Linked DNA regions of Homo sapiens: region 1 is linked to region 2. Evidence: read pairs that join two places in POLR2A ChIA-PET (ENCODE). Cell type or tissue: Panc1. All regions are shown on one strand. Links, peaks and the distances in the headings refer to the core of each region. The heading gives the core; the rest is flanking DNA. Region 1 holds the start of ZNF254 (zinc finger protein 254). Region 2 has its middle 63 kb from the start of ZNF254.

What was found. ChIA-PET counts read pairs that join two places held together with the same protein. Peaks named below come from ENCODE experiments on the same cell type or tissue, not always from the same donor. Only the 100,000 strongest peaks of a DNase experiment are listed, where the experiment ranks them.
Region 1: POLR2A ChIA-PET joins it to region 2 with 11 read pairs; 23 of 35 experiments call an interaction of 5 or more read pairs at or near these places.

What each region holds. Positions count from the first base shown.
Region 1 is chr19:24,081,735-24,090,980 of GRCh38, reverse strand. ZNF254 (zinc finger protein 254) reads right to left here and starts at 3,794. Exons shown (of 4, transcript NM_203282.4): 1 at 3,644-3,794. The coding sequence starts at 3,673. RefSeq lists enhancers at 3,419-3,508, 3,569-3,618, 3,669-3,748. In Panc1, for the core only: no CTCF peak of the experiment used is centred there; a DNase peak (open chromatin) is centred at 3,850; H3K4me3 peaks cover 1,919 bases; H3K27ac peaks cover 1,235 bases.
Region 2 is chr19:24,018,360-24,029,017 of GRCh38, reverse strand. No RefSeq gene overlaps it. Among named protein-coding and RNA genes, the nearest start is that of ZNF254, 63 kb to the left of the region's middle. In Panc1, for the core only: no CTCF peak of the experiment used is centred there; no DNase peak of the experiment used is centred there.

The DNA of each region.
Region 1 (9,246 bases), core at 1-8,000, 63 kb before region 2:
TGAGACTCTGTCTCAAAAAAAAAAAAAAAAAAAAAAATCACTCCTCCATAAAAAAAAACATGTCCGAGAAACTTCCTAAACTCACTCTGAGAAAGAAAAAGGTAAATGAAAATGTTCAACAAATAAAATATATTATTAGATATTAATGTTTTTGAAACTCACCTCTTTTATGCCCTTTGCAAATATTTTCTTACCTTTCAAGCTCTACTAATAAAATGCAATACACAGTTAAAAAACCGAGGTGAGCTGGGCACAATGGCTCACGCCTGTAATCTCAGCACTTTGGAAGGCTCAGGCAGGTGAGTCACTTGAGGCCAGAAGTTTGAGAACAGCCTAGCTAACATGGTGAAACTCTGTCTCTACTAAAACTACAGAAACTAGCTGAGTGTGGTGGTGCACACCTGTAGTCCCAGCTACTTGGGAGGCTGAGGCATGAGAATCACCTGAACTCAAGATCTGGAGGTTGCAGTGGACCGAGATGGTACCACTGCGCTCCAGCCTGGGTGACAGAGGGAAACTGTCTCAAGACAACGAAAACAAGCCTTAGGTCAAAATAAGTGAAAAAACCTTTTCAAGACACAGATATGTCTTAATCATGTGTCAAGTCAGGCCATCCAATTACTTGAGAGACTGTCCCACCCCATCCTACTCACTAAAGTGCTCAATAACCCCCTCTCAGGAGACTCTGAACTATGCCCCAGTGAGTGTCTCAGGCGCATTTTACTCTGCAAGTTCTTACACCATCTCACTGGGGTCAGTTTTTTGCGGTTTGTTTTTGTTTTTGAAATGGAGTCTCACTCTGTCGCCCAGGCTGGAGTGCAGTGGCGTGATATCCACTCACTGCAACCTCCGCCTCTGAGGTTCAACTGATTCTCCTGCCTTAGCCTCCTGAGTAGCTGCGATTACAGGCCTGTACCACTACACCCAGCTTTTTTTTTTTTTTTTTCGTATTTTTAGTAGAGATGGGGTTTCACCATGTTGGCCAGCTGGTCTCGAACTCCTGACTTCGTGATCCACCCTCCTTGGCCTCCCAAAGTGTAGGGATTACAGGCATGAGCCACCATGCCTGGCCCTCGTTTTTGTTTTGTTTTGTTTTGTTTTCTAGAAATTTTTTACTATTTTTCTGTTCTCTAAAGGAAACCAGGAGGCAGAAATTATTTGTTTTCTCCTCAATACTGGTATCTGATTGACTGACCAGCAATGTGTCTTTAAGAAATGAAAGCTGGGTTGGGTGAAGACAATATTAATGTCTCATAAAATTAGCTTTAAAAAAAAAAGTGCACTAGGAAATGCCTTTTAGACTCAGGGCATCCACCTGCGCACTTGGGACGCTACACTCAATACCTCAGATTTTCCTATGAGAGAATATGACCCAGAAGCTGATATTTACTAGACACTCTAAGCAGACATAGCCATGGTGGGTATCTTCGTTTATCCCAATACAGTACTGAAACCCAGGTCCAAGAAAACCGAATGGTGACTGAAGACACATCACACTATAGTTTCCAAAAGGAAAACTTGACCCAAAAACATTCTGATAAGATATCTGTGACTAGGGAAGATAGAAGAAAAAAAAACGCAGAGATATTTTACAATACAGTGTCAGGAGATTATTCTTTGCTTTCTTCTCATAGGAAATATTTACAAAAAGAAAACAAACCTTTTTAAATGTGCCATCAAATGCTTTGTCAAAAAATGATTAATTGGCCGGGTGCAGTGGCTCACGCCTGTAATCCCAGCACTTTCGGAGGCCAAGGCGGGCGTATCACCCGAGGTCGGGAGTTTGAGACCAGCCTGACCAACATGGAGAAACCCTGTCTTTACTAAAAACACAAAATTAGCCAGGCATGGTGGCACATGCCTATAATCCCAGTTACTAGGGAGGCTGAGGCAGGAGAATCGCTTAAACCTGGGAGGCGGAGGTTGCGGTGAGCCGAGATCGTGCCATTGCACTCCAGCCTGGGCAACAAGAGTGAAACTCTGTCTCAAAAAAAAAAAAAAAAAAAAAAAAAAAAAGATTAATTGGCCAGGCGAGATGGCTCACGTCTGTAATACCAGCTCTTGGGGAGGCTGATGCAGGCGGATCGCTTGAGGCTAGGAGTTTGAAACCAGCCTGGACAACATAGTGAAGCCCGGTCTCTACTAAAAATACAAAAATTAGCCAGGCGTGGGGGCGGGCGCCTATAATTCCAGCTACTTGGGCGACTGAGACAAGAGAATCATTTGATCCCATAAGGCAGAGGTTGCAGTGAGCCTAAATCACACCACTGCACCACTGCACTCCATCCGGGGTGACCGAGCAAGCCTCTGTCTCAAAAATTAAAATAAATAAATAAATAAAAATTAAAACAGGTATCAAAATCTACCCTAAAGGACAAATAGATGATAAAGTGAATTAGGGAGGGGACATTGGCATTTGGGAATGTCAGACAAAACGGGAAATTTAGTATTTTCCTGCAAGCCAGAGTTAGGCTGGAGGAATAGGGGATGAGGGGTGGACTTGAGGCCCTGCTTGGGATACATGTGAAAATTTCAGGAAAAAAGCAGTCCCCTGTGGAGTGTGAAAATAATTAAGTGGCAGGCAATTAGATTGAGGTGGCTCTAGTCCCCGGATTTCTACTTCTAAAAAAAAAATCTAAACTCAAGAGCATTTTTTGGTAAATTACTACATTAGCGGAAACAAAATTCTTGCTTAACCAAGAATAAGCTGACAATTAAGCTCTGATTACATAACCAGGATATTCCCACCTTAAATGTAAAAATTAAGAAACGAGGCTGGGCACGGTGGCTCACGCCTGTAATCCTAGCACTTTCGGAGGCCAAGGTGGGTGGATCACCTGAGGTCAGGAGTTGGAGACCAGCCTGGCCAACATGGTAAAACCCCGTCTCTACTAAAAATAAAAAAATTGTGGTGGCGGGCGCCTGTAGTCCCAGCTACTAGGGAGGCTGAGGCAGGAGAATCGCTTGAACCCAAGAGGCGGAGGTTGCAGTGAGTCGAGATCACACCACTGCACTCCAGCCTGAGCAAAAAAGTGAGACTCTGTCTCAAAAAAAAGAAAAAAAAAAAAAAAAAACGACAACCTAGATTGCTGTACCTAGCCAATTATTGAATTTGGTTTTCTTTATCATGAACCTTGTAACAATCTTTTCTTCAGGCCCCTTCCATGGACCACAAAAGTACAAACCACAGCTGGGTGTGGTACAATTTTTGAATCATTCTTTTATTAAAGTATTTAATATTTTTGCAGTGACGCCCATAAATTTTTAATGGGAAAAAAGAGGGCCTGGGAACCCCACAGACCAAAGCTCTTCCCGTTCATGAACCCGCAACCCGAGTCAGGATTCTCCCCTGACGACCCTCCCCGGGTCCCTGAACAATCTGGGAGAGACGCGGGGCTGCGGGTCCACAGCTGCCCAGAGAGGGCTCCAGGACAGGGCACAGTCACTGCGCAGGGAAGAAACAGGACTCCTGGGGGTCTGGCTGTCAGCGCAGCCGCCATCTTATTTCTGAAGGGGACTGAGGTCGAGCTGGGCGCAGATTGTGGAGCTGACTGGGGGGAGGCCTGAGTCCCGCCACAGCCGCTTCCCACCAGTTCCAACCAGCCCCCTCCCCTCTCTCGGGATGTCGGACTGGCATTCTCACCATTTCTAGGCTTCTAGGGGGTCCTGGCATCTTAGCTGTGGATCTCCAATACCTGCTGGTAACAGCGCCACAGAGGCTGGGCCTCTAGGAGCAGAGGACACAGAGCAGTGAAGACAGACCTGGGACTCCGGCGACAGCGAGAGACAAAGGCCCCGCCATATCCCGGAAGCCGCTTTGTCCAGTCCAGCTGTGTGCCTGATTGGACAGTTCCCAGCCCAACGTCCCTAGTTGGATAACGTTTAAGGCCCCGCCTACTCAGACCCTGAGTGATAGAAGATGTGATCACACCCTAGGCTGAAGAAAGAGTGACAGCCTAAGCTGCAGCCTTATCGGGCAGGGCTTCCTCCCTGAGCTGAGCCAGGCCCACCCCAGAGCATGGGAAAATTCTATATCTTTTTTGCTCTCTCTCTTTTTCAATGTATTCAAAATGTGAACAAACATATTTTATGTATATTAATAATACATATAATTTTTGTTCAAGAGAAAATCAACTTTTACTTTAGTAATAATGTATTATCAGCACTAAAGCTAATTTGATAAACCGTTATAAGTAAATCCATCAGCTGGGCGCGGTGGCTCACGCCTGTAATCCCAGCACTTTCGATGGCCAAGGCGGGCGGATCACATTAGGTCATGTGTTGGAGACCAGCCTGACTATCATGGTGAAACCTCATCTCTACTAAAAATACAAAATTAGCTGGGCGTAGTGGCACGTGCCTGTAATACCAGCTTCTCGGGAGGCTGAGGCAGGAGAACTGCTTGAACCTGGGAGGTGGAGGCTGCAGTGAGCGTGGATCGCGTCATTACACTCCAGCCTGGACAACAAGAGTAAAATTCCGTCTCAAAAAAATAAAAGAAAAAAAAATTAGCTGGGCATGGTGGCGCACGCCTATAACCCCAGCTTCTCGGGTGGCTGAGGCAGCAGAATTCCTTGAACCCGGGGGGCTGAGGTTGCAGTGAGTCAAGATCCTGCCACTGCACCCTAGCCTGGGCGACAGAGCGAGACTTTGTCTCAAAAAATAAAATAAAATAACAAAAATAAAGTCCATCAAATTTGTCTTTTTGACCATTCTAGATTTTTATACATATTTTATGATCTCTTATACTTTTTTTTATTTTTTATTTTTTGTCTAGACGAAGTCTAGCTCTGTCGCCCAAGCTGGAGTACAGTGGCGCCATCTTGGCTAACTGCAACCTCTGCCTCCTGGGTTCAAGCGATTCTCCTGCCTCAGCCTCCCGAGTAGCTGGGATTACAGGCGTGCATCACCAAACCTGGCTAATTTTTTGCATTTTTAGTAGAGACGGGGTTTCACTATGTTGCCAGGCTGGTCACGAACTCTTGGCCTCAGGTAATCCACCCGCCTCAGCCTCCCAAATTACTGGGATTACAGGCGTGAGCCATCGTGCCTGGCCATTTTTTAAATTTTTATGTTGTATTTTAATCTACATTATTTTTATATTTTCAATTTGAAACAACCTTTAAATAATTTCAAAGTAGACAAAATGTTTCTAACTTTCTTCATCAAAAGCATATTTTGCTTTTGTTTATACACTGTTTTTTTATTTCCAGGAGAGGCTTGCTCTTTCGCCCAGGCTGAAGTGCAGTGGCGCAATCTTGGCTCACTGCAACCTCCGCCTCCCAAGTTCAAGCGATTCTCCAGCCTCAGCCTCTGGAGTAGCTGGGACTACAGGTGTAAGCCATCATGCCCGGTTTATTTCTGTATTTTAAGTAGGGACTGGAATTTGCCTTGCTGTTCAGGCTGGTCTCAAACTCCTAAGCTCGAAATGATCCACCTGCCTTGGCCTCCCAAAGTGTTGGGTGTTGGGATTACAGACGTGACCCACTGCGCCTGGCCTTTGTTTATACACTCTCTATAAAAAAATTGTTTTACACCTAGAAATCTTAGTTTTTATATATATATATATATACCCTTAACAAACTAATTTTTAGTGAAACCCCTAGGAAGTAATTTTGAACTGTTTTGTATCAATATTTGTAGATAAAAAATTTTATGTTTTTTAATAAAAGACGTTTATTCAAATTTTCTGTTAAGTAACAGATCTAAATATAGTTAGCTTTTCTATATCATGTTAAAAAAAATTCTGGGCTGGGTGCAGTGGCTCACGCCTGTAGTCCCAGCACTTTGGGAGGCCGAGGTGGGTGGATCACGAGGTCAGGAGTTCAAGACCAGCCTGGCCAATATGGTGAAACCCCCATCTCCACTATTAAATACAAAAATTAGCTGGGCGTGGTGGCGCGTGCCTGTAGTCCCAGCTACTCAGAGGCTGAGGCAGGAGAATCGCTTGAACCTGACAGGAGGAGGTTGAAGTGAGCCAAGATCAGGTCACTGCACTCCAGCCTGGGTGACAGAGTGAGGCTCTGTCTCAAAAAAAAAAAAAAAAAAGATTGTGGTCACTCATGATGGCTCATGTTTATAATCCCAGCACTTTGGGAGGCCAAGAAATGAAGACTGCTTAAGCCCAGGAATTTGAGATCAGCCTGGGCAACATGGCAAAAACATGTATCTAAAAAAATACAAAAGTTAACTGAGCATGGTGGCCTGTACCTTTAGTACCAGCTGTTCAGGAGGCGGAGGGAGGAGGATTGCCTGAACCAAGGAGGTCGAGGCTGCAATGAGCCCTGATTAAGCCACTGCACTCTATTCTGGGTGACAGAGTGAGACCCTTTCTAAAAAATAAAAAATAAACCAAAAACAGCCAAAGCATAGAAAGTTAAACTTACGGGGTTTGGGATTATTTTTTGTTTATTATTATTATTATTATTTCCAAAGTTTTTAAGGTACAGAAGATGTTTGGATACATGGATAAGTTCTTTTGTAGTGATTTCTAATATTTAGGAGCACCCATCTCCCAAGCAGTGTGCACTGTACCCAATATGTAGTCTTTTATCCGTCACTCTTCTCCTACCCTTGCCACTGAGTACCCACAGTCCATTATATAATTCTTATGCCATTGCATTCTCATAGCTTAGTTCCCACTTATAAGTGAGAACATACAATATTTGTTTTTTTCATTTTTTAGTTACTTCACTTAGAATAATGTTCTTCAACTCCATTGAGGTTGCTGCAAGTGCTATTATTTTATTCCTTGTTATGATTGAGTAGCATTCATTGGTGTATATATATTATTATAAATATATTATATATTATTTATATATATTATATATATATAAAGAAAATGTGGTATATGCCACATTTTCCTTTTCCACTCATTAGTTGATGGGCATTAATTAGGCTGCTTCCATTCTTTTGCAATTGCAAATTGTGCTGCTATAAACATGCATGTGCAAGTATCTTACTCATATAATGACTTATTTTTCACCATGTAGATACCCAGTAGTGGAATTGCTGAATCAAACGGTAGTTCTACTTTTAATTTTTTAATGAATCTCCATACTGTTTTCCATAGTGTTGTACTAGTATACATTCCCACCAGCAATGTAAAAGTATTCCCTTTTCACCAAAACCATGCGAACATGCATTATTTTTGATGTTTTAATTATGGTCATTTTTGCAGGAATAAGGTGGTATCACATTGTGGTTTTGATTTGCATTTTCCTGATCATTAATCATTAGTAATGTTGAGCATTTTTATCTACGTTAGTTGGCCATTTGTATATCTTCTTTTGAGAATTAATTAAGTCTCATCTGTCTTTGTTTCATGTTGCATGTGCTTTTGGGTTCTTGGTCATCTACGCTTTGCCAAAGCCAATGTCTAGAAGAGTTTTTCCAGTATTACCTTCTACAATTTTTATAGTTTCAGGTCTTAACATTTTTGATCCATCTTGAGTTTATTTTTGTTTTGCTTAGTCTTGCTTTGTCTATGCAGGTTCTTTTTTGTTTCATATGAATTTTAGAGTTTTTTAGTTATGTGAGGAAATTATGATGTTATTTTCATAGGAATTGTATTGAATTTGTAGCTTGCTTTTGGTAATATGATTTTTACAATACTAACCCTACCCATCTATAAGCATGGGATGTGTTTTTATTTGTATGTGTCATCTATGATACCTTTCAGACATATTTTACAGTTTTTCTTGTAGAGATCTTTCATGGCCTTCATTAGGGATAATCCTAATTATTAGTATTATTTTTTTGCAGCTGCTTTAAAAGGGGTTGAGTTCTTGATTTAAATATCAGTTTGGTCACTGTTGGTGTATACCAATGCCACTAATATGTGCACATTAATTTTGTATCCTAAAACTTTACTGAATTGATCAGATCTAGATGCTTTTTTATGAGTATTTAGGGTTTCCTAATTATATGATTGTAACATCAGTGAACAGTGACAATTTGACTACCTCTTTACCAACTTGGAGGCTCGCTACTTATTTCTTTTCTCTAATTGCTCTGGCTGGGACTTCCAAGTACTATGTTGAATAGAAGTGATGAAAATGGGCACTATTGTCTTGTTCCATTTCTCAGAGAAAATGTTTCCAACTTTTTCCTGTTCAGTTTAATGTTTGCTGTGGGTTTGTCACAGATGGTTTAAAAAAAAATTGAAGAGATTGATTCTGAGCCATATATGAGTGACAATGGCCTGTGACACAGCTCTCAGGAGGTTCTGAGAACATGTGCCCAAGGTGGTCGGGGCAAAGCTTGCTTTTATACATTTTGTAATGAGACATCAATCAAATAGTTTTTTGGGTTTTTTTTTTTTGTTTTTTTGAGATGGAATCTCACTCTGTTGCCCAGACTGGAGTGCATTGGCGCGATCTGGGCTCACTGCAACCTCCGCCTCCCAGGTTCAAGAGATTCTTCTGCCTCAGCCTCCCAAGTAGCTGGGACTACAGGCACCCGCCACCACGCCTGGCTAATTTTTTTTTTTTTTTTTTAGTATAGATGGGGTTGCACCGTGTTAGCCAGGACGGTCTCGATCTCCTGACCTCGTGATCCGCCCGCCTCGGCCTCCCAAAGTGCTGGGATTACAGGCATGACCCACTGTGTCTGGCCCAGTTTTTGTTAAAGAATTACAGCAATTAGCTATACAAAACATAAGCATTGTTCTGAAAAATTAAATAAAATAATTTTGAATAAGTTTAATAATTAATTTACTATTGAGGAACACATTTACCATAGTTACAATGTTTTTACCTATGAGGAGATGTGCTCTGCCACAAGGGTTTGTGATAAAGAATCTTCTTAATTACTATATTTTGCGAGACTCGATATTATCTTTTTTTTTTTTTCTTTTGAGGCAGAGTTTCACTCTTGTTGCCCAGGCTGGAGTGCAATGGCACAATCTTGGTTCACTGCAACCTCTGCCTCCAAGGTTCAAGTGATTCTCATGCCTCATCCTCCAGAGTAGCTAGGACTACAGGTGCACACCACCACACCCAGCTAATTTTTGTATTTTTAGTAGAGACGGGGTTTCGCCATGTTAGCCAGGCTGGTCTCGAACTCCTGACCTCAGGTGATCCACCTGCCTTGGCCTCCCAATGTGCAGGGATTACAGGCGTGAGATACTGTACCCATCGGAATTATTTCTTTTAGTAGTTTAGAAACCTTGATTGCCTTTTCAGACTTGGTAGGAAAAGCCTCAATCCAAACGGTAAAGGTGTCAATGAATACTAATCAATATTT
Region 2 (10,658 bases), core at 1,262-9,261:
CTGACCTCAGGTGATATGCCTGCTTCAGCCTCCCAAAGTGCTGAGATTACAGCCATGAGCCACCACACCCGGCCCCTGTGCTCCTTCTCTTTGCCTGCTGTCAGGGCCCTAACATGGAGGAGGAGGCAGGTCCTCAGCCTCAGGTATAGCTGAATGTCTTTTGGAGTGTTTGAAGCATGATTTATGTCTTAGAAATTCTAAAAAGTAAAATGAATTCCAATAGTAATGTCTGTTAGTTTTCCTGAGCCAACTGGAAGAAAAGGATTTTTCACCTGAAATTTTTAAATGACACCCAAGGATAGCCACCAGTGTCTTGGCCATGGAAACCTCCTACGTGCTTCCCGCCCCCAGTTTGATTTGCAGCCTCATGATTGTGTTGCCCTGAACATACTTTCCTCTGATGAGTATGGTTCACACAGTTAACACCACTTCATGAGTTGGGGGCATCATGTAGAGATGAGAATGGATTGCCTTTAGTTACCATTGTGCCTGTTTGTCACCTGAGAGGCCCATTTTTCCTGGCTGATTCCATAAGTGTGTTAGTGTTGTCAGACACCTCTGGACAACTCGAATGACAAGGGGCAGTTGTTTTATAAAGGAAACAAAGGCTTTAGATGTGAAATCATTTTCTTTTTCCCTTCTTTTAGGTGAAATACTTCAATTTTTTTTAAGGGTAAACGGTGGTATCTCAGCAGGTTTAGTGTGCTAATTGGCATGTGCTAGGTTGTGGTTTCAGTGTGGATGGGCAGTTCCCAAGATGGAGAACCAGGTCTCACTGAATTGCAGGAGCCACACTTTCTCTTTTTCACATCCCCCACCATGTGCACGTGTGTGTGTGTGTGTGTGTGTGTGTGTGTGTGTGTTTACACATACAGGTCTCACTCTGTCACCCAAGCTGGAGTCCAGTGGCTGAATGCTGGGTTACTGCAGCTTCAAACTTTTAGTCTTAAGTGATCCTCCCACCTCAGCCTCCCCAGTAGCTGGGACAACAGGCATGCAACCAGCCTGCCTGGATCTTTTTTTTTTTTTTTTTTGGTATTTTTTCAAAATAGAGACAGAGCCTTGCCATGTTGGGTAGGCTGGTCTTGAACTCCTGAGCTCAAGCAATCCTCCCGCATTGGCTTCCCAATGTACTGAATTACAGACATGAGCCACTGCGTCCAGCCTAGTTTTATTATCTGATTACACAAGTGTATTCTTCATAATTCACTGAGCTTTACTTGAATGAAGAATTTGTGCATGTATTTCTCTATGCATGTTACATATCAATAAAAAATTACATAGTACATATTTGGACAAAATGCTAACTCACTGTCTCAAAATAACAGCAGTATTTTTTTTGCTTGTTTCATGGTGAGACACACTCACTCAGAACAAGATCATACTTCTCTGCTATCATGACACACTTATTTCACAGTTTTTTATGGCTCTACAAACAATAGAAATAAAGAAAGGGGTCTCTTGTGTGCACTTATGGGGTATACTCAAATGTAGAGAATTTTGTAGCCAACATTATGTGTGAAAAAACTTACACCTTGATAGATAAAAGATGAAGGGCCAGTGTGGGTGAGAAATTTTTAAGGGATATTTGTTCCCTCACAATATCAGAAACAGAATATTGGTCCACTGCTCTTAACTTACTTCATAAGTTAAGGACAACTTTTTCACAATAAGTTAAGCAGCATTGCCAGGATGCCCTTACTTTTCTGAATGGCCATCATTTGTTAGGTCTTTCTTTCCATGGCGTAGAGTAAATGAGGCAATGGTTAGAAATGCATCCCCCCTAATAGGGCCCTATAGAAGATTATACTGTAAAGGCTATGATTACACAATAGATTTTAAATGTACTTGCTGAAGTTGTGCTAAATAATATTATTTCTTTTAATTACTTATTGGATGAACAGAGAAGTACCTGTGAACTTGCTAACACTGATAGTTGCACCTGGAGAAATACATCCATTAGGCTCCCTGAGCCTACTCTGCATCCACAGAGATGCAGTTGTAGAGGATTAATGAACAGTGTGCTTGGTTGAAATGAGTAGACCACTTATCTAGCTAACTATTTGACCTATTTAATTTTAGTTGGTTGTTCATGGGGACCCTGGCTAAAAAGCATGTTTCGAACTCTTGGTATCATCTTCCTGATAGTTAAAATAGTAATATCTCCCTACTTCACTGTATTCTCTCAAAAGTTATAAATGTTTGCATGCAGTCATTTCTAGAATGTCAAATGGTCTCTTGTAAAACAGAATGACAGAAACTCAAAGACGTATGTGACTATGAAGACACCATAACCTATGAATGACATGATAAGGACAAAAACCCAAAATAGGCCAGGCGCGGTGGCTAACGCCTGTAACCTCAGCACTTTGGGAAACTGAGGTGGGTGGATCATGAGGTCAGGAGTTTGAGACAAGCCTGGCCAACATAGTGAAACCCCATCTCTACTGAAAATACAAAAATTGGCCTGGCGCGGTGGCTCAGGCCTGTAATCCCAGCACTTTGGGAGGCCAAGGTGGGTGGATCATGAGGTCAGGAGATGGAGACCATCCTGGGTAACACGGCGAGAACCTGTCTGTACTAAAAATACAAAAAATTAGCCACGCATGGTGGCACGGGCCTGTAGTCCCAGCTACTCGGAAGGCTGAAGCAGGAGAATTGCTTGAACCCGGGAGGCGGAGGTAGCAGTGAGCTGAGATAGTGCCACTGCACTCCAGCCTGGACAACAAAGCAAGATTCCACCTATAAAAAAATAAAAAATAAAAAAAATAATGGAAACAGAGTGGCACTAAGGCCCTGAGTTTTGGTCACACCATGACCTATGTAAGAACTTAAACAAATGGGGTGATTTTTTTTTCTTTCTTTTTTTTTTTTGAGATGGAGTCTCGCTGCATTGCCCAGACTGGAGTGCAGTGGCATGATCTGGGCTCACTGCAACCTCCGCCTCCCAGGTTCAAGAGAGTCTTCTGCCTCAGCCTCCCGAGTAGCTGGGACTACAGGTGCGTGCCACCATGCCTGGCTAATTTTCATATTTTTACTAGAGACGGGGTTTCACCATATTGGCCAGGCTGGTCTTGATCTCCTGAGCTTTTGATCTGCCAGCCTCGGCCTCCCAAAGTGCTGTGATTACAGACCTGAGCCACTGCGCCCGGCCTGGGGTGAATTTTTTAAACAAAATTATTTATGGCCATCATGTGGACTGAGCATGTGCACTCATCTCAAACAGACCAAAACAAAACAAAATGAGTCACTCATGCTAAAAGTGAGCTTATCAAACCTAAAATTTAAGAAAATAGGTAGATCTTAAAACAGACCAGTTTTTCTTTGGGAGGCCGAGGCGAGCGGATCACCTGAGGTCAGGAGTCTGAGACCAGTCTGACCAACATGGAGAAATCCCTGTCTCTACTAAAAATACAGAATTAAGGCCGGGTGCAGTGGCTCACGCCTGTAATCCCAGCACTTTGGGAGGCTGAGGTGGGTGGATCACCTGAGGTTGGGAGTTTGAGACCAGCCTGACCAACTTGGAGAAACTCCATCTCTACTGAAAATACAAAAATTAGCTGGGCGTGGTGGCGAGCGCCTGTAATCCCAGCTACTCGGGAGGCTGAGGCAGGAGAATCACTTGAACCTGGGAGGTGGAGGTTGCAGTGGGCCGAGATCATGCCATTGCACTCCAACCTGGGCAACAAGAGTGAAACTTTGTCTCAAAAAAAAAAAAAAAAGAAAGAAAAAAAGAAAAAACAAAATACAGAATTAGTTGGGCATGGTGACACATGCCTCTAATCCCAGCTACTCCTGAGGCTGAGGCAGGAGAATTGCTTTAACCTGGGAGGCAGAGGTTGCAGTGAGAGGAGATCACGCCACTAAACTCCAGCCTGGGCAACAAGAGTGAGGAACTCCATCTCAAAAAAACACGAGAAAATACAAACAAGTTTTTGTTTTCTTCTATAAATAGCAGATTTCAACACAAAGAGATCCCCTGTAGTCTAATCCTTTAAAAATAATAATAATAAAATAATAACCTGAAGTTCTTGTTTCCACTTTATAAAACCCACAGTTCTGATATTTCACAGTGAGATCTGAGACTAAATAAGTTCATTTTTTATGATGACACAGTGATATCAATGTCTAAATTTTGGTCTATCTCAGCCGGGTGTGGTGGCTCATGCCTGTAATCCCACTACATTGGGAGGCCGAAGGAAGCAGATCACTTGAGGTCAGGAGTTTGAGACCAGCCTGGGCAGCACGGTGAAACCCCATCTCTACTAAAAATACAAAAATTAGCTGGGCACACCTGTATAGTCCCAGCTACTTGGGTGTCTGAGGCAGGAGAATTGCTTGAACCTGTGAGGTGGAGGTTGCAGTGAGCTGAGATAGCGCCGCTGCACTCCAGCCTGGTGACAGAGCAAAACTCTGTCTCAAAAAAAAAAAAAAAAAAGTTTTGGTCTATGACCCTAGGGAGAAATTGTTAAATTAATTATACCCTAAAGCTGCCCCTTTTCCCGTTTAATTTTAGTCAATAGTTTTTGTTTGTTTGTTCGTTTATTTTACACAATGAACTGAAACCTAACTGGATATGTAAATAGACTGTACCCATTCTTGTACCAACCACTGTGGTTTGGTCAATAAAAGGATGTCAACTGTTCAAACCATGTTCAAATAAGGCAAACCTCAAGTTGTAATGAATTTGGCTGTTTCTGTACCTCACTTCCATTTTCTGTATGTCACTTTGCTTTGTCTGTCCATAAGTCTTTGTCCACCACGTGGCTATGCTGAAATCTCTCTGAGCCTACTCTGGATTCACATGCTACTCTATTTGCAAATCACTCTTTGTTCAGTTAAACTCTGTTGAATTTAATTTCTCTAAAGTTTTTTTTTTATTTAAAAATTTTTCCAGGCCGGGCATGGTGGCTCATGCCTGTAATCCCAGCACTATGTGAGGACGAGGCGGGTGGATGATGAGGTCAGGAGTTCAAGACTGGCCTGGCCAATATGGTGAAACCCTGTCTCTACTAAAAATACAAAAATTAGCAGGACGTGGTGGCGTGCACCTGTAATCCCAGCTATTCTGGAGGCTGAGGCAGAAGAATCGCTTGAACCCGGGAGGTGGAGGTTGCAGTGGGCCAAGATTGCACCACTGCACTTCAGCCTGGGCTACAGAGTGAGACTTTATTTAAAAAAAAAAAAAATTTCCTCAAATTTTTTCTATCGTTAAAATGAATAATGTGTTTTTGGGTTTTAATTTTCTAAACTCATCCCTCACCTATTTTCCCAAATTATTTTGTCCTTTCAAAATGTTTCTGCATTTTTTTTTTTTTTTTTTTGAGGCAGAGTCTCACTCTGTCTCCCAGGCTGGAGTACAGTGGTGTGATCTCGGCTCACTGAACCTCTGCCTCCTGGGTTCAAGCCTCCGTCTCCTGGGATCAAGCAAGTCTCCTGCCTCAGCCTCCCTAGTAGCTGAGACTACAGGCATGCACCACCATGCCCAGCTAATTTTTTCTATTTTAGTAGGGACAGGGTTTCCCTGTGTTGCCCAAGGTTGTCTTGAACTCCTGAGCTCTGACATTCTGCCTGCCTTGGTCTCCCAAAGTGCTAGGATTACAGGCATGAGCCACTGTGCCCGGTCAATTTTTTTTTTTTTTTTTTTTTGGTGACAGAGTCTTGCTCTGTCACTCGGGCCAGAGTGCAGTGGTGTGATATCAGGTCACTGCAACATCTGTCTTCCAGGTTCAAGCAATTCTCCTGCCTCAGCCTCCTGAGTAGCTGGGACTACAGGCACATGCCACCATGCCCAGCTAATTTTTGTATTTTTAGTAGAGATGGCATTTCACCATGTTGGCCTGGATGGTCTCGATCTCTTGACCTCATGATTCACCCACCTCATGAGCCACCACACCCGGCTGTTTTTTGTTGTTGTTGTTTTGTTTTATTTTTAAATCCAGAGTCTCGCTCTGTCATCCAGGCTGGAGTGCAGTGGCGTGAACTCAGCTTACTGCAACCTCTGCCTCCTGGGTTCAGGCAATTCTCCTGCCTCAGCCTCTCGAGTAGCTGGGATTACAGGCATGGGCCACCATGCCTGGCTAATTTTGCTGTATTTTTAGTAGAGACGGGGTTTCACTATATTGGCCAGGCTGGTCTGGGTCTTCTGACCTTGTGATCTGCCCACCTCAGCCTCCCAAAGTGCTGGGATTACAGGCGTGAGCCCCTGCGCCTGGCTGAACAAGTTTCTTGAGGTGAAATAGTTGTATAAACCACATAGGCAAAAGGCAGAATGAAAGTGATTTCAAAAATTGCAGCAATTTTTTATTTTGAGACTTAGTTTCACTCTTGTTGCCCAGGCTGGAGTGCAGAGGCATGATCTTGGCTCACTGCAACCTCTACCTTCTGGGTTCAAGTGATTCTCCTGCCTCAGCCTCCTGAGTAGCTGGGATTACAGGCAGCTACCACCACACCCAGCCAATTTTTGCATTTTTAGCAGAGACGGGGTTTTACCATGTTGGTCAGGCTGATCTTGAACTCCTAACCTCTAGTAATCCACCCACCTCGGCCTCCCAAAGTGCTGGGATTGCAGGTGTGAGCCACCGTGTCTGGCTGCAATTTTTTATTTTATTTTATTTTATTTTTTTGAGATGGAGTCTTGCTCTTTTTGCCCAGGCTGGAGTGCAATGGTGCAATCTTGGCTCACTGCAACCTCTGCCTCCAAGGTTCAAGTGATTCTCCTGCCTGAGCTTCCTGAGTAGCTGGGATTACAGGCATGCACCACCATGCCCAGCTAAGTTTGTATTTTTAGTAGAGACGGGATTTCTCTATGTTGGTTAGGCTGCTCTCGAACTCCTGACCTCAGGTAATCTGTCCCCCTGCCCCAGTCTCCCAAAATACTGGGATTATAGGCCTGGCCACCGCACCTGGTGCTTTTTATCTCTTTTATATTCATTTGCCAATGCTTTTACAGCTCTTCCCATTGAAGTACAGAATCTGGTTTCCAAACCATATATCTGGCTGGCCTTATTTGCTCAGGGCAATGGAAATCTGTGACTATGACAGTGGGCTAGTTTGGGGCTTAGGCTCAAAAGATTTCAAATGCTCCTGTTTTTCTTTCAGAATGTGCCATCTCCATGAGTAACGCCCATGTTAGCCAGATGGAGGATAAGATAACATGAGGAAGAGAAGCAAGGTGCCCCTGTTGATAGCCCCAGAAGCAGATGCTCACCTTCAGAAGCACAGCTGCCTAGTCAATAAGCAGCTGATGATACATGTCTGAAGGAGCTCAGCTGAGACCAAAAGAATGGTCCCACTGAGCCCAGCCTAAATGGCTGACCGTCTCAATTATGAGCTAAAAAGTTTTGGATGGTTTGTTATGCTGCGGTAGCTAACTAATACATGCACTCAGTGCAGATAGGATGCCAGGATTCAATGACAGATTGGTTATTAGTTACCTTCTAACAGTGTGCACCCTAAAAGTATTGATTTTTTCCCCTAATTTAAAGTTGAATGTCTTGCAAAATGACGTTGAGTAATTAAAAAATACATGCAGACATGTATGCATGTAATTGGTCCTTATACTCACATAGTCACCCACACCATAGGAGAAAACAGATAACCGCAGCCTGACAATTAGGGCCAAGGCCAAATAGCAAAATAAGTTTGCCTTAACCTATTTTCTACATATCTAAACATTGGACATCAAGACTATGGACAGATCTGAAAACACAGAGTTTTCTTCTCCTTTGGCTGAGAATTTTTTGTTCACTGGAAGAAAGGTGGACAACAGGTGGCCAGCAGTGGTCCACCTGTGGTTATTTTACTCTTCCTACCTTCTGCCCTTTCTATGGCCATTATCTGTTTCACCTTTTTAACTGAAGAAGTTGTTGGTAGGTAGAGACCTCCCCTGTGGCAGAAAAGGGATGTTCAAGCCCTTCACCTCCACTGACATTGAAGCTGTACTTCAATGTGGCAGCTATTGGCCATGTGTGGCTACTAGGTGCCTGAAATGTTCCTGCTTTGAACTGCAATGTGCTAAAAAGGTAAAATACAGGGTTGGTTTCAAAAATTTAGTTCTAAGTATATATACTTTATTAATAAATATTGCTTACATATTAAAATAATAATATTTTGGGAGCCGGGCGTGGTGGCTCACACCTGTAATCCTAGCACTTCAGGAGGCCAAGGTGATCAGGGTGGATCACTTGAGGTCAGGGGTTCCAGACCAGCCTGGCTAACATGGTGAAACACCATCTCTAGTAAAAATACAAAAAAATTACCAGGGTGTGGAGGCAGGCACCTGTAATCCCAGCTACTCAGGAGACTGAGGCAGGAGAATCACTTTAACCCAGAAGGTGAAGGTTGCAGCAAACCAAGATCCTGCCACTGCACTCCAGCCTAGGTGACAGAACAAGGCTCCGACTCAGAAAAAAATAAAATAAAAATTACTGGCGTCTGCCAGGCGCAGTGGCTTATGCCTGTAATCCCAGCACTTTGGGAGGCCAAAGCAGGCAGATCATTTGAGACCAGGAGTTTGAGACCACCCTGGCCAACATGGTAAAAGCCCGTCTCTACCAAAAATAAAAAAATTAGCCAGATGTGGTTGTGGGCACCTGTAATCCCAGCTACTCTGGAGGCTGAGGCAGGAGAATGGCTTGAACCTGGGAGGCAAAGTTTTCAGTGAGCCAAGATCGTGCCACTGCACTCCAGCCTGAGTGACAGAGCAAGACTCCGTCTCAAAGAGTAAAAAGAAAAATTTATGGGAGTCACTGCAAAAATATTAAATAATTAAATGAAAGTGTTGTTCAAATATTGTAGTTTGTGGTCAATGGGAGGAGCGTGAAGGAAAGATTTTTTTTTTCCTGACCTCAAGAGATCCACCCACCTTGGCCTCCCAAGGTGCTGGGATTACAGGAGTAAGCCACCACACCCAGCCAGAAAGACTTTTTTTAAGGTGCATGATGCAAAAACTTAAACTCAATAATCTGTTAGTTACAGTTACATAGTTTCTTACTTTTTACCTTGAGTGTAAAAATTTCCTGGTTATGTAGTCAGAGCTTAATTGACAGTTTGCAGTTGGTTAAGCCTAAATTTTTTTTTCCCTTGAGGTAGTAATTTACCAAAAAAAGGATTTCAGTTAGACTTTTTAAAAGTAGGAATTCAAGGATTAGAGCTACCTCAGTGGAATTGCCTGCCACTTAAATATTTTCAGACTCCACAGGGGACTGATATTTTCCTGCATTTTCCACAGGTGTCCCAAGCAGCTTCTCAAGTCTACCCCTTTCTCCCCATTCCTCCAGCCTAACTCTGGCTTGCAATAATATACTCAATTAACAGCTTCTTCTGAAAATTCCAAATGTCAACTTCCTCTCCCTAATTCACATTATTAACTATTTGTCCTTTAGTGTACATTTTTGATACCATATTTTAATTAATCCTTTTTTGACAAAGCATTGTATAGCACATTTAAAGAGATTTGTTTCTGTTTGTAAATATCTCCTGTGAGAATAAACCAAAGCATAATACCCTGATACTGTATTGTAAAAAAAAAAAGGTCCCGGAGCCAAGATGGTCAAATAGGAACAGCTCCAGTCTACAGCTCCCAGTGTGAGTGACACAGAAGACGGGTGATTTCTGCATTTCTAACTGAGGTACCGGGTTCATCTCACTGGGGAGTGCCGGACAGTAGGTGCAGGACAGTGGGTGCGGTGCACCGTGCGTGAGCTGAAGCAGGGCAAGTCATCGCCTCACCTGGGAAGTGCAAGGGGTCAGGGAATTCCCTTTCCTAGTCAAAGAAAGGGATGACAGATGGCACCTGGAAAATCGGGTCACTCCCACCCTAATATTGTGCTTTTCCAATGGTCTTAACAAACGGCACACCAGGAGATTATATCCCACACATGGCTCAGAGGGTCCTACGCCCACGGAATCTCACTCATTGCTAGCACAGCAGTCTGAGATCAAACTGCAAGGTGGCTGCGAGGCTGGGGGAGAGGAGCCTGCCATTGCCGAGGCGTGAGTAGGTAAACAAAGCAGCCAGGAAGCTCAAACTGGGTGGAGCCCACCACAGCTCAAGGAGGCCTGCCTGCCTCTGTAGGCTCCACCTCTGGGGGCAGGGCACAGACAAACAAAAGACAGCAGTAACCTCTGCAGACTTAATTGTCCCTGTCTGACAGCTTTGAAGACAGTAGTGGTTCTCCCAGCAGGCAGCTTGAGATCTGAGAACGGGCAGACTGCCTCCTCAAGTGGGTCCCTGACCCCCGAGTAGCCTACTGGGAGGCACCCCCCAGTAGGGGCGGATTGACACCTCACACAGCCGATACTCCTCTGAGACAAAACTTCCAGAGGATTGATCAGGCAGCAGCATTTGCAGTTCACCAATATCCGCTGCTCTGCAGCCACCGCTGCTGATACCCAGGCAAACAGGGTCTGGAGTGGACCTCCAGCAAACTCCAATGGACCTGCAGCTGAGGGTCCTGACTGTTAGAAGGAAAACTAACAAACAGAAAGGACATCCACACCAAAAACCCATCTGTACCTCACCATCATCAAAGACCAAAGGTAGACAAAACCACAAAGATGGGGAAAAATCAGAGCAGAAAAACTGGAAACTCTAAAAATCAGAGCACCTCTCCTCCTCAAAAGGAACACAACTCCTCACCAGCAATGGAACGAAG